Linked DNA regions of Homo sapiens: region 1 is linked to region 2. The links are chromatin contacts, found by Hi-C or POLR2A ChIA-PET in ENCODE. All regions are on one chromosome and are shown on one strand. The core of a region is the stretch at or near the end of the contact, and the rest is flanking DNA. Distances in the headings are between cores, read along the strand shown. Region 1 overlaps JAZF1 (JAZF zinc finger 1). Region 2 overlaps JAZF1 (JAZF zinc finger 1).

Evidence for each region. Hi-C counts contacts between places; a loop is a spot of excess contacts on that map. ChIA-PET counts read pairs that join two places held with the same protein, here RNA polymerase II (POLR2A). Pooled maps may share reads with other maps.
Region 1: a map of endothelial cell of umbilical vein shows a loop between it and region 2 (3-fold over the local background). The contact joins two enhancer-like sites. A Hi-C loop is called at or near these places in 1 of 168 maps with a recorded cell type or tissue (endothelial cell of umbilical vein), 1 of 37 single-sample maps with no recorded cell type and 1 of 50 pooled maps. POLR2A ChIA-PET finds 5 or more read pairs at or near these places in 3 of 52 experiments (BJ, Panc1 and naive thymus-derived CD4-positive, alpha-beta T cell).

The regions. Positions count from the first base shown.
Region 1 is chr7:27,832,235-27,838,130 of GRCh38, reverse strand. It overlaps JAZF1 (JAZF zinc finger 1), which reads left to right. Exons shown (of 5, transcript NM_175061.4): 5 at 5,155-5,896. The coding sequence ends at 5,331. Among named protein-coding and RNA genes, the nearest start is that of TAX1BP1-AS1, 95 kb to the right of the region's middle. Within about 2 kb of position 3,710, at least 5 of the 41 ENCODE cell types and tissues checked have a DNase peak (open chromatin) inside an H3K27ac peak, as active enhancers do; they include endothelial cell of umbilical vein, where a contact is called at or near this core.
Region 2 is chr7:27,872,193-27,878,706 of GRCh38, reverse strand. All of the region lies in intron 3 of JAZF1 (JAZF zinc finger 1), which reads left to right. Among named protein-coding and RNA genes, the nearest start is that of TAX1BP1-AS1, 130 kb to the right of the region's middle. Within about 2 kb of position 4,551, at least 12 of the 41 ENCODE cell types and tissues checked have a DNase peak (open chromatin) inside an H3K27ac peak, as active enhancers do; they include endothelial cell of umbilical vein, where a contact is called at or near this core.

The DNA.
Region 1 (5,896 bases), core at 2,461-4,960, 40 kb after region 2:
AGCTTATACAGCATCTTCAACAAAGAACAGTTAAGTACATTTTTAGAGAAGTAACAAAGGAAAAGGGCTTTGAGTCTCTGGAAGCAGCAACTTGTGGAAGGAAAAAAGAAAAAAAAAAAAAAGGCAGACAAAGTCCTGTTAGTGTATTAGCTTGTTAATGTAGATTCCTCCAGTACCATCTCCAGGCCAATAAGAGTCTGAAGTCCTCTTCATTGGTTAACCTTTGATCTCCCCAGAAGAAGTGGGAGTGGGCTTTCTTCTGACTTTGTAAATTTGTGTCCTGTTTTGAGGCACACAGAGGGAGAGCAGGGAGCCTCCTTCCTGCATCTGCTGCTGCTGAACTGCCTTCGGCTAAAGAGTCCTTAGGGCAAAGAGGCATTTTTGGGTTGCATATTCGGGTCCCCTGTCCCTTCCTCTCTCCCTCAGTATCTCTCATTTTAATTCCACTCCTTTCTCCAGCACAGCTCCAGTGCCTCCACCTCTGGGACCCCTCACCAACCTCCCAGACTTACTCCCCTCTCCGCCCCTCATAGGTCAAGTTCTCATCCTCCCCACATGCTCTTTCTACATTGAGGCGCCATTTCCCTTACTGCTCCCATAACCCGCAGAGCTCACTGTCCCTCCTCAGCACCCAGCACATGTCTCAGATGTGACAGATGCTCTGAGGGCAAAGGAATCAAGGTGTAGCCCATGGGAACGGGGAAATGTGGGCTCCCCACTGAGCCCCAAAGCCATGGGAGGATTCTTTTCCTTTGTATCCTTCCCAGAGGCGTTCCAGGCCACAACCACTGAGCCCACCACCCTTGCCCTGCTCATGCTCGCCTGAATTCAGGGAACAGAGAGGACTTCCCTTCCTTATAATGCAGATAGGTTTAAAAGATGGGTTGAAGTGCTTAACCTTTGATAATTTTTATGTTAGAATGGTGAGGATTAAGGCATTTTTAAAGTTTTTTTGTTTTGTTTTGTTTTAAGAAATGTTACACAGAACAATACCCCGCCCCCCAAAGTTCCTCTGGAGTCCTCTGCTGCAGAGAGGTACATTGATTGTTTCAGCAACAGAGACAGATCCAGATACAGTGTCCCATTTTCAAACACTGAGAAACATTTAATGATGAGGGAGTGCTCACAAAGTAACATTGAGTGGAAAAAAGGTATTGAGAGAGAGAGTGTGTGTGTGTGTATGAAAAAATAGTGAAAAGAAATACCTCAAATATTAACAGTGATAGTGTCTGTTCTTTTTTATCCTCTTCTGTGTTTTCTGAATTTCTGTAATTGTCTAACTGAACATGTTATTTAAATGACTGAGGGAAGAGGCAATTCTTTTTTTCCTGAAGACCCCACCCAACTTGCTGGACACAGTGTGTGCTGCTGTGCAGTGGCCAGTAGGGAACTGCGTGCACCTCAGCCTCCTGCTTTCTGGGGCTGGTGAGGTGTCCACACTGCTGCAAGTGGTTTCACTTTTAACCCCCACCATTACCACTACTACCATCCCCAATTTGTTTTCTTACTCTTCTTCCTCATCAAATCCCCAAGCAACTTCATCTTCTCCGCTGTGTACAACATCCAGGCCCTGGGAAATTGACCACTGGGCTTATCTAGGGCAAGCGTCACATGTTGTACACATGAAGGCCTGAGTACTGACAACAAAGATCCCATACAGGTAAGGACAGGATGGCCCAGCTCAGCATCTGGACTTCAGGCCTCATGATTTGATTTGGAGTAGACTTTTTAGAAAAGCCTTTAAGTCGCCTGCTGTCTATTGACTGGCCTAATTCCATCAGAGGGGACAGGTAGTTCCTAATGGTGGAACCCCCCCCACCTAAGTTCTCCTTTCTACCTCCTACCTTCCCACTTTCTTCCCTTACTAGCTTGATGTCAGAGCATCACTTTGAGAAAACTCAAAGACAGTTTTCTCCAGACTATTATCCCAATCCTTCCTCCCAACTGGTAAGATTTTTCAAAGACCACTAGCTGGTTGTTCTAATTAACGAGTACCTAGCACATTAGGAGACTAAATGAGGAAATATGGACTATGGATTGGACATCCCTGGGTTCCTATTCCAGTTCTGTAATTTACCAGCCATGTGATCTTGGCCAAGTCACTCACCTTCTCTAGGAGTCAATTCTCTCATCCAGAACATGAGTATTAAATAAGGCAATTGACATCAAGTACCCAGTATGGTAAGCTCTTAATAAATGTTAGCAACTTTCCTTGCCCTTTTGAAGCTTGATTCCATTTTTTTCAAAGACCAAAGAATTTCAGCAATTTCAGCATTTCAGGTTTCCGGCCATTATTTATTTTTTTTTACTAATATTTCTGAAAGATCAAATTTGTTTCAGGACTGATGAAATAAACTTTGGTGGATCTTTTCAGAGCTCCTCTGGTCTTGTAAAGAGGACGTTCCCGCGGCCTGTAACTGAATGGCTGGATGGAGGAAATGTCTTAATAGAGTCTCACTTGACCTTGTACTAACATTTGCGATAAGGGCAACCCACTGACGCTTGTCAACATTTTTTAATCACAGCAGCAAAGACAAAGGAGTGATGGCACAGCAGGTTCTCTGACCAACCCTGGAAATACTTTATGTTTCTAAATGTGCTTCCTGATTTTTCCAGAGTCATAAAGCTGATGTGTGTGTGGTGTTGGCTGTTTTCTTCACAGTCTCATGCCAGACACACAACATAATGTTTACATTCAAGCTGTGAATGGGCCACAGCGCCTGCCGGAATCCCCTCAGCCCTGGCTTGTCCTTCTCTTGGTGAACGACAGATCTGGCTTCACATTGGACTGGCTTTTATGGCTTTAGCAATTTCTGGTCTTAAATCTTTTTTTTAGCCTAATTAGTTATAAAAACCTCAGCCCTCAATGGAATGGCTAAGCCCTGATACTGTTAAGAGTTGCTGTGCCTTTTTGTTTCTTGGTTAATGCTTTTCTATTTTTGGTTTCCTCTATTTTCTGACAAGGTTTGAATGGTTTTGGGGCACAGAGGTAGCTGGATTATTAATGAGCTGTCCTGCATCAAGTTCCCCATGAAAACAAGGACATGAAATATTTTAGTAGCCCTTCATCCACGGAAAAGGACCCTGCTAGGTGCTCAATATTCGTTGAGCTATACATGGGATATTACTAAGCAGGCAGGTGCACATTTCTAGCATTTGTAACCCAGGATACTTTCCACCATATTAAAGTTGAAAGTCTTTATCTAATGGTCATAAAACTAACATTCACTCTCTTTCTGTCTCTCTCACACACACAATACATGGCTTAAAACAATTATCTTTTACAGTTCTCTGGGCTGCCTGGTTCAACAAGGTGGTTCTCGCCTGGGGTCTCATGCAGTTGCTCTAAGACACCAGTTGGGGCTAGAATCATCTGAAGGCTCACTTGGGCTGGATACACACGTTGGCCTCTTCACTCATGTGCCTGGGCCTCGGAGGGGATGGAACCGCCAGGGACTGGCAGGGCATATCTACCCATCTAACATTTCAGTGGGTCTGATTCTACCACCACCACTACCCTCCCCTTTCCTGCCCCAGTAGGCTCTGAAACCCCCAACATGCCTCTTAACAAGACTGAAGTACCTTATGTTTGAAAGGATTGATGCTGGAAGGACAGGGCTGAGGTGCAGAAGGCCTGGAGCCAGGTGTTCAGGGGAGAGTGTTTGTCCTTCTGCTTCAAATCACTGGACAACCTTCAGACTCTGAGCATAGCCAGCTGCTACTTGGCACCCCTGGGTTCAACAAAGTCCAGCAGAGTTCTCTTCCAAGGACTTTTAAAAAAGCATTCATGTGTACTGCACATCTCTAGTGTAGTAATCACCACCACGTTTATATTTAGTAGCAACCCTTCTTCCAGACTAGTGAGGCGTGAACTTGGGAAGTGCTGTTGTAACTTCATTCACTCACAAAGACTTAGCATCGACAATGTGCCAGGCACTGTGCTAGGTATTCATGAGACAACAGCAGGGAGCTGTTTTCTGGGAGCTCTTTGAAGGCATCCCATGAAGAGTGGGAACAATTTGTGTTGGAATCCTTCAGTTGGGCAAGGGACTGGCTCTAGCAGGACTGGATTTAGGTAATATTTTAGGAAACAGCTCACTCTCCTAAAATCTGTGCTTTTTGTTTCAGGCTGTCTCTTCTGTGTTCCCTTACTCTCTAATCTGGCAATTGCTGACTTGGAAATTAAGACCTATCTCAAATACCACACGTCCGCCGTCCCTTCTTAGATCTTCCACCAGTTACTTACTACCCTCAAGCCCATTTCCTCACCATTTAATTGGGATGAGGATTACTGGTGGTTAAAACTGTAGAGAGTGACTCTTACATAGAATACGGAATCTTACATAGAATATGCTGGTGAACTAGCAAAACCGACAAACAGAAATTTAGAAAGCATTTTGATAACTTTAGTATCCAGATGCTAAGAAGTCCAATCTTAGTGACTAACATTATATAACCTTAAATTTTTAAAGTTCATTGTATGTTTGGAATGTAATACTTAAGGTAAGGACTAGTCTGACTACAGGTGCTTATTAAACATGTACAACTGTACGGCGGGGACAAGATTTGGGCAACAAGTAGCTCCCACAGTGGCATCAGAGATACTGGCTTAGTGCAGAGCAGAAAACTGACAAAAACTCTGGTTAAGGCATGGTAGGGAACTGTTAACACAGTTATCTAGAAGCAAGCTGTAAATTGAGTTTCCAAATCAAAAATTTCTATATGTTAAACTTTTGGGATATGCCCTGATGTTTTTCTTTAGAAAGATATTTTGTTGGTCATGCTGAGGATATTTGTGTAGGATTGTTCACTGTTAACTTTCTTTAGAGTGGAAAAGATTCAGAGGATTTTCTTTATACAGTCTGTAAGTCCTAAATATATATTTTATATAAAATTGGAAGAAATCAGTACTTTCATTTTCAGAGTAATTGAGGCACATCTGAAATTTTGAGTCAGCTGTGTGTGTGACCATCCGTACAGCCCATGACCGACACACCAGAATGTCCTTGAAGGGTCCCAACTGGAGTCCTTGCAAAAGACTACACTCTAAACAGCTGCCATCCAGGAACTGCAATCCAGACCCAAATTGAGGTTTCCGAAGTTTGACAGGTATCCTGTGAATCCATGTAATAAATATTTTTGTCTTCTCCACAGAATGTGAATGGCATAAAGTATCACGCTAAGAATGGTCACAGAACACAGATTCGTGTCCGCAAACCATTCAAGTGTCGCTGTGGGAAGAGTTACAAGACAGCTCAGGGCCTGCGGCACCACACAATCAATTTCCATCCCCCGGTGTCGGCTGAGATTATCAGGAAGATGCAGCAATAACATGCTGGTCATAACTGTGCCAAGAAATCCTCACCAGCAGTTGCTGATTTTGAAAACAGCCACCTTTTTTCAGGGGAAGCATTCAGCAACCCTTTAAAGAAAAAGAATTAAATGCATGCTTTAAATTTTTTCTGTAATTTTGGAATGATGTATCTTTGTAGAGTTAATGATTTTGTACATTTGCACATGTAATCATCATACCCATTTTCATTACTTTGATATAAGGTGCTAAACAAAAAAAGCTCTAGGTTCTTCAGCACATTTCCCCCAAAACAAAATAAAATTGAGGGCATGTTGCATATTGTTGAATTGTATTGCGGTGGTATCAACCTGGGGGGAGGAGGGGCTGGCACTGAGATTTTTTTTTCAAGATTGTAATGTGATTGAAGTTTTCAACACATCAACTCACATATGTTCAAAACCAAAATAATACCTTCATTATCAAACTGGTTACCATGCCTTACATAATGGAGTTAGTATTTGTGAGTAGAAAGACTTTAGGTAATGGAAATATAAATAAGAAAGAATGTTTAACATAATATGCTAAAAATATTTTCATATTTAA
Region 2 (6,514 bases), core at 3,302-5,801:
TATGGAAGTTGTCATTCCTTAACACTCCTAAATTTACAAAATGCGTTACTGCCCCGAACTCCTCCCGATTAAAGAAAACAAAGAAGGAAAAACACTATGGCATGAAATAGCATCAGATCTTTACATATATGGAATTTGGGAACCAGAAATTTATGCAGAGATCATCTTGGATACTTTTTTCAAACTGAAGTCACATCTCATTGATGGGTCATGAAATTAATTGGTAAGATATAACCAGCATTTTAGAAAGACAAGAAAAAAACAGAAAATAGAGTGTTTCACACTCCATAAGGATAAGTATTACCTGGGGAAATGGGGTGTGTGTGTGTGTGTTAGATGTTTTCTGAGTTGTAATGTAAAATATATTTTTCAATGGATCATGGTCAAAAAATTTGGAAGGCTACAAGTGATCTAGGCTCATCTCTTCATAAGTGTAGAGTCAAGGACATGTAGCTAAATTGCATAAAACAGTACCACAGTCCAAGCTTCTTGATTCCCACTGTAGTGCTTATTCCTCTCAGTCACATTCCAGCCACTACAAAACAGCAAGTGTGTTTCCATAATCACACTGCATCATGTTCGTAGTTCACTCCTGAGACCCCATCGAGCCATAGCTATATAATTCCCTCTGGGCCTGCAGACCCTGGAACACTTGCAGACTCGGCATCAACAGAATGCATACAGAGTCCATGTCTGGAGCATAACCACAGAGAGGAAGAAAAATGCTTTTTTAAAATATGGCTTCTTTTGTAGATGGTCCCCCTTTGCATACTTAAGTTATTCCATCTTAGGTGTGAAGCACTTAGTGTGCAAGACAATCATAGGGCCATCAGGGTGAAATGCAGGTGGAGAAGGTGCCACACCCTGATGAACTCAACAGGAAGAAGAAACTGCATCCCCACAAATAACGTAGACGTGAAAAAACCACGTCTGTGTAAGTGTGAGATCATCTGAGAGCACGTATGGCAAGGAAAGCCACTGCGCAGGGCTGGTCTCCAAGGGCTTCTTGGAGAAGATGCTGACTTGCCAGAATGGGTTTTGCATTTGGATATGAGACTCGGGAGCACAGGCTGACATCCCTGCACAGAGGCCACTTGTCAGCTGACCAGAACCCAAGGCTTTCTAGACAGGTGTTTTCTCTTGGCTCAGTCCTAGGGTAGGTGAAAGTTATTTCTTCCCCATATTGAAGGAACACATACAACCACCTACCTCTATTGGCCCTGTAAAACCTGAGGTGAAAATAGTTGTGAGTTCCTCTGGGTTTTAAAACTATGACTTGCTGACATTTGGGGGAGCATTTTACCCCATACCCCGTTCAGACCGTTATACCTTTCCATGTTCGCTTCCAAAGATCTGAAGCTGCTGAGAAAGCTGAAAATGTTTTATGTAGAAAATATACAACAAAAAAAAGTTTGGTATTTCCATATTTCTCAGAGAAGGCTTGACCTCTCATTCGGAGCCATGGGCAGGCTTCATTTTTTGTTCTCCACCATTACCTCGAGTTGTGTTTTTCGCTAGCTCTCTCGTTCCCCTTTCCTGTCCTTGCTTTGACGGAAGAAAATAAACGTGGTCGGTGATAAAGCTGGGGATGCTGGCTTTCCAGCAGCGGCCTCTGCCAAAGTCTAGCGCCCTCTCGGTAGCCTGCCCTTCTGAATGCTAATTAGTTGTATGGGAATTTTTCACAGTAACCTCCCCAAGGAGCAATTTCACCAAAGAGTAACCCTCTTGTCTAGACCATACAACCCCATAAAGTCATCTCTAGCTGGGATTTCCAAGCTACAAAGCAGCAATAGAAAAGACTGCCTCTAGTCTTTAAGGGCATTCAAGTATAGAGCGCTCATTGTGGAAACCCACCAGTGCACAGACCTCTCTCCAGGGAGAGTAATGGAAACTCTCCCGCCCAGTTCCATCCTCTGAGGAAGGACACTCAGCTCATGATTTCTGCTTTATTTGAATCCAAATGATCTTGCCATCACCTTGCGTTTTATACCTAGTCTGCTATCCGGGATCTTATTTTTGAGAAAGATCCAGCCATGCCTTTTACTTTCTTGCTTGCCAAAGCTAATTATTAATTAGTGAGATAAAAGCAGTTTAATACTTGACATTTTAAGAAACTAGGCTGGCAAAACTTACCTAGAGAGAGATTAAAAGGATTCAGAATTCTAATCCAGGCCTCTTTCTGCTTTAAGTACTTAGCAAAATCCTAGCAGTTGTGATAACGGTGGTGTTAATGGGACTGGAAAATGGAAACGTGCACTCTGGAGGGAGAAGGGCAGAAAGGGATGGTATGCCCCTCGAGGTCCTATCAGATGCTCTCCCAAGAGTCAAGGTGGAAACAGATGACCAAAGCTATTCTAGAGTCCAGTAGAGTTGACTTTTCAGAAATACCAAAAATCAAGATTACCTAAAGAGGAAAACAAATCAGGAATTATGCTGTATTAGATAAAACAGTTCTGGAAGCAGGTTGAAGAGAGACCCTCTGTCCCTTCCACCCCACCTTGGCCAGAGGCATTAGAGGGTTAGCCCCCTAAAGGAGTAAGAACAACGCTGTGAGTTACCATGCGGGGACACCCAGGATGTACTGGGCACTTGGCTAACCAGGTCATTCACACACCCATTTTCTATGCAAATGTAGACCAGAAGGTAAGAGACATTAGGTAACATGCCCCAGGCCACACTGCTAGGAAGTTTTGGTGCCTGGATCTTAACCCAGGGCTGCCTTGCTGCAAAGCAGACTCCTGAGTGCTCTCCTCTGCTGCCTCTGAGGACTTAGGAATGACTGGAAATATAGGAAATGTGATTCCTTTGTGTGTCCTTCCATAACATTCATTTTAGCTCCTAGGATAATTACTAGTTTTCCAGGTATAACTAGGATAGGTCTGGTTAATATACTGAACAAACATCTGAGTGCTTACTGTGTACCTAATGAATGTACAGAGATAAAAGACATAACCCCAGTATCCCAGAGACTAGTGGGGAGACAGATGGTAAGATTCACATGGGGTGGACAGTTCTCTGATAGGGACGAGCTCAGAGCCCATGCAGGGCAGGCACCTGCCTAGCCCAGACTTGGATGAAGAGTCAGGAGACCTCTTGGAAGCAATGATGCCCAGTCTGAGCTTTAAGGATGAGTACCTCTTAGATGAAGAGAAAAAACAGGAGTGTGAGGCTAGCTAGGTCTGGTGGGTGGGGTGGGGGAAACATGCCCAGATGACAGGAGTTGGCACTTTTTGCTACGTTGAGGGGAAGTTAAGGGAGGGTTTTAAACAGGGGAATGTCATGGTTTGCTTCACATTTTTAAAAGGTTATTCTGACTGACCAATGACTGCTGGGATTGGGGCTGTAAAAATGGCTAAAAGAGGGACTCTATTCCAGCTGTGCCGAGGAAAGAGGAAAGTGATGTAAGGCTGGGACGAGGATCACAGAGCAGGGAAGTGCGGATGAACTCGGAATGTTTTGGAGTAGAGCCGATGGGAGTTGGATGAGGCTGGAAGAGAAAGCGAGAGAGAAAGACTCCCAGGCAGCCGAGTGGAGGCTGGGCCATTTCTTGCACGGATGGGAGACAAGCAGGTTTTCAGGGGCAGCCTACAGTCAAGGACTATCTTTTAGAATCAAGACATGGTCTTAAATCACTGACCGCCTCTGTCACAATATATGGTATTTCAATAGTTCCCAAGCTTTTCCCAGTGACCTTCAAAATACGGCTCTCTGGGACCTACCCCAAATCTAGCAAGTCAAATTCCAAGGGATAGAGCCTGGACCTCGGGTCTTTTCTGCAGCTCCCGGCGCTCCAGCACTGCCGGTCCAACATCATCTGTAGGTAGTGTTTGCAAGCCACTGCTTTGTTTTCTGTTTTCTGGGGCCAGGCTTGATGATCCCAAAGGCTATTGACCAGCCTTCCCACCCAGGGCCCAAGGCAGTGCCACGCCAAGCCAGCCCTCATTGATCATTGTCCAGCAGGCTGCTAGCGATTTCCCCAGATAAGGATCTCGATTAAAGGTTCAGTGGTTGGCCTGATTCAGGCCATGCTTCTTTGCTCTTTTCTCCTAGATGTTAGATGTGTTCTATGGGAGGAACTTTGAAAGAATAATGTTTTCCTAAGTGACAGGAATGTCCTGTATGTTAATGTTTTTTCATAAGGATCTAAGGTTCGGATGTCTGTCTGAATGATCTGATTCTCATAAATCGACAGATTGGTTCTGGAAATCCCATGAGCCTAGGCTGTCTTGAGAGATTTATGGCACTTCCTGCTCTCGTTGGGCCAGGAATAACATGACAGCTCCCTCTGCACTTCTGGTTTTTGTTCCTGAGGGGGTGGCAAAGGAGGGCAGAGGTGTGCTGAACCATACCACTTTGAAAGAAAACTGTCCAGACTTATTTTCCAGAACCTCAGAAAAAGCCTCATGTTCTGCTAAGGACGTAACAGTCTTCTGCCCCCTCCCTGGGGATTTTCCCAGCCTCAGCTCCTTCAGCCACATGGGTTCTGTGGTGTGGGATCAGGGCCAGGGCTGGCACGAGCCCATGGACACATTCCAAGGCTGAGCCAGCCTTCCTGGGCAGTGACCTTGGACCTTCAGCAGCAAGGCCCTGCGCCCAGCTGGAGATGAACTCATTCCCACCATGGTTTAAGATTCCTCCAAATAAATGTTAATGAGTTACAAATTAATTCCTTCTTGGCCTGACCAAGGAGAAAGACTGCTTATGATTGCCATTCCAATTAGAACCCACGCCTGGCAAATCTGTTTGACTGAATTATACATGATCCTGGTGGAAGTCTGATGTTTTTAGTCCATATAATAATTGCATCAGAGTGTCTCAGTCTACCTTCTCAGCAGCATATCAGAGTGGAGTCAGGAAATGTTCCACCAACTCTCTAGAAGAGAGACAGGCAACTGGCTCTAATGGCTGTTCCTCGAAGACCCAGCACTGAGTGCTGGAGGGGATGCAAAGATGAGCCACGCTCAGAGAGATGGCAGTGAAGTCACAGAGGAAGACAAGGTGTAAATAAAGCTCCTAGGAGACTCAACCTCAGTGCCTTCAGTGAACCGCTATCATGGTTAAAAGGGGTAGTAGGCACATCTACTGGCAACAATTCAGTTAACAATGACCGGGGGAAAGTAGCATTTGAGAGGTTTTCAAGAATGAGTGCAGGAAAGGGTAGAGGGTGGGCTGAGTGTTGTGTATTTCAAGCCAGAAAAACCTAGACAGCCAGCCAGGGGATGGTTGGGGACCCATTCCACACCAGTGAACTGGTGTGTTGGGTTCGGGAAGCATATGCATAGATATAAGGACCTTAAATGCCACGCTAAGGAATTTGTGTTTAATAGAGTTGGCAGTGGAGCCACTTTTAATAAGCAAAGTAACTAATGCAATCAAAGAAGAGCGATATGGATTGCAGCTATTTGGAGGAAGGTTGAATGTGGCAGCCAGAAAGAGGATGGATTGGAGGGCCAAGAGACTAGATCCTGGCATATCAGTTAGGAGGTTATTTCATTAGCCTGGGTGGAAGTATGAAGACCTTGTCGGAAATAGATTTGATTTTCTTGATGAAATTTCTGCATGTTGGACGGGAAATGACTTGATGTGGAAGCTTTTCAGTGCTGTCATGCATAACGCACAAATCCCTCCCAGTTGATAGAAACCTACCCCGTCGCTTAATATAAGTAAACTTTGTAGACGCTGGAATGTTTATGTTTGGCCCAAAATGGCTCTGGTTTTTTACACAGCTGTAAAGTGTATTTAACTCCCAAATATAAAACACTTATTGACTACTGGTTCATAGCTTCATAAAACAAGGCTCCGTTGCGTAGGTACTTTTTGTTGCCATCCCCTATCTTTTTATGCAGACCTGTTTCCTGATATTGTTATTCCAATGGGAAAAAAAAAATCGAACCCAAGTAAACTACCTTTTTTACAAGCAGCCTGAAGAAGAAAGCCCCAAAGACAATAAGGAGCCTCCGCATTTATATTTTTAACCCAAGATTACAGCTGCAACTAGCAGGGAAGCAAAATCGCTTTAATTGTGAATGTTTTTCATTGTGGTTGTGAGTGTAAGTAAGTAACAGATGTTCATTTTCCCCAGTTCAACTGTTTTTAATTCTTTCTTGAACATGTGGAGAGAGAAATCTTTAAACACTTGCCAAAGTTGAGTTAACATCCCCTGGCTGAAGGTAGAAAATGCCCTACTGTGTTTTTTCTCAGCCGTATACCCGCGTGGGCTGCCCTTGCCACAGAGCACAGGGGAAGGATTCCAGCTGGCACAGGTTTTATTACTGCTAAGTTAATTTGCAGAAAAAGCCTTTGGCGGGAGGGGTCTGTTCGACGTTTTATATATTTACTTATTTACTCTTTTTCAGTTATAAATAAAATTGCACTGTAAAACATTGCAGCTTAATTGCAGGAAACCCAATGCATTTTTTGTTGTTGTTCTGCAAGTGGTTAATAGCTTGTTTTTTTCTTTATATGGAGTTGGAGAAATCTTGTGTAAGAATATGTTTACAGCCAAGGCTGTGTG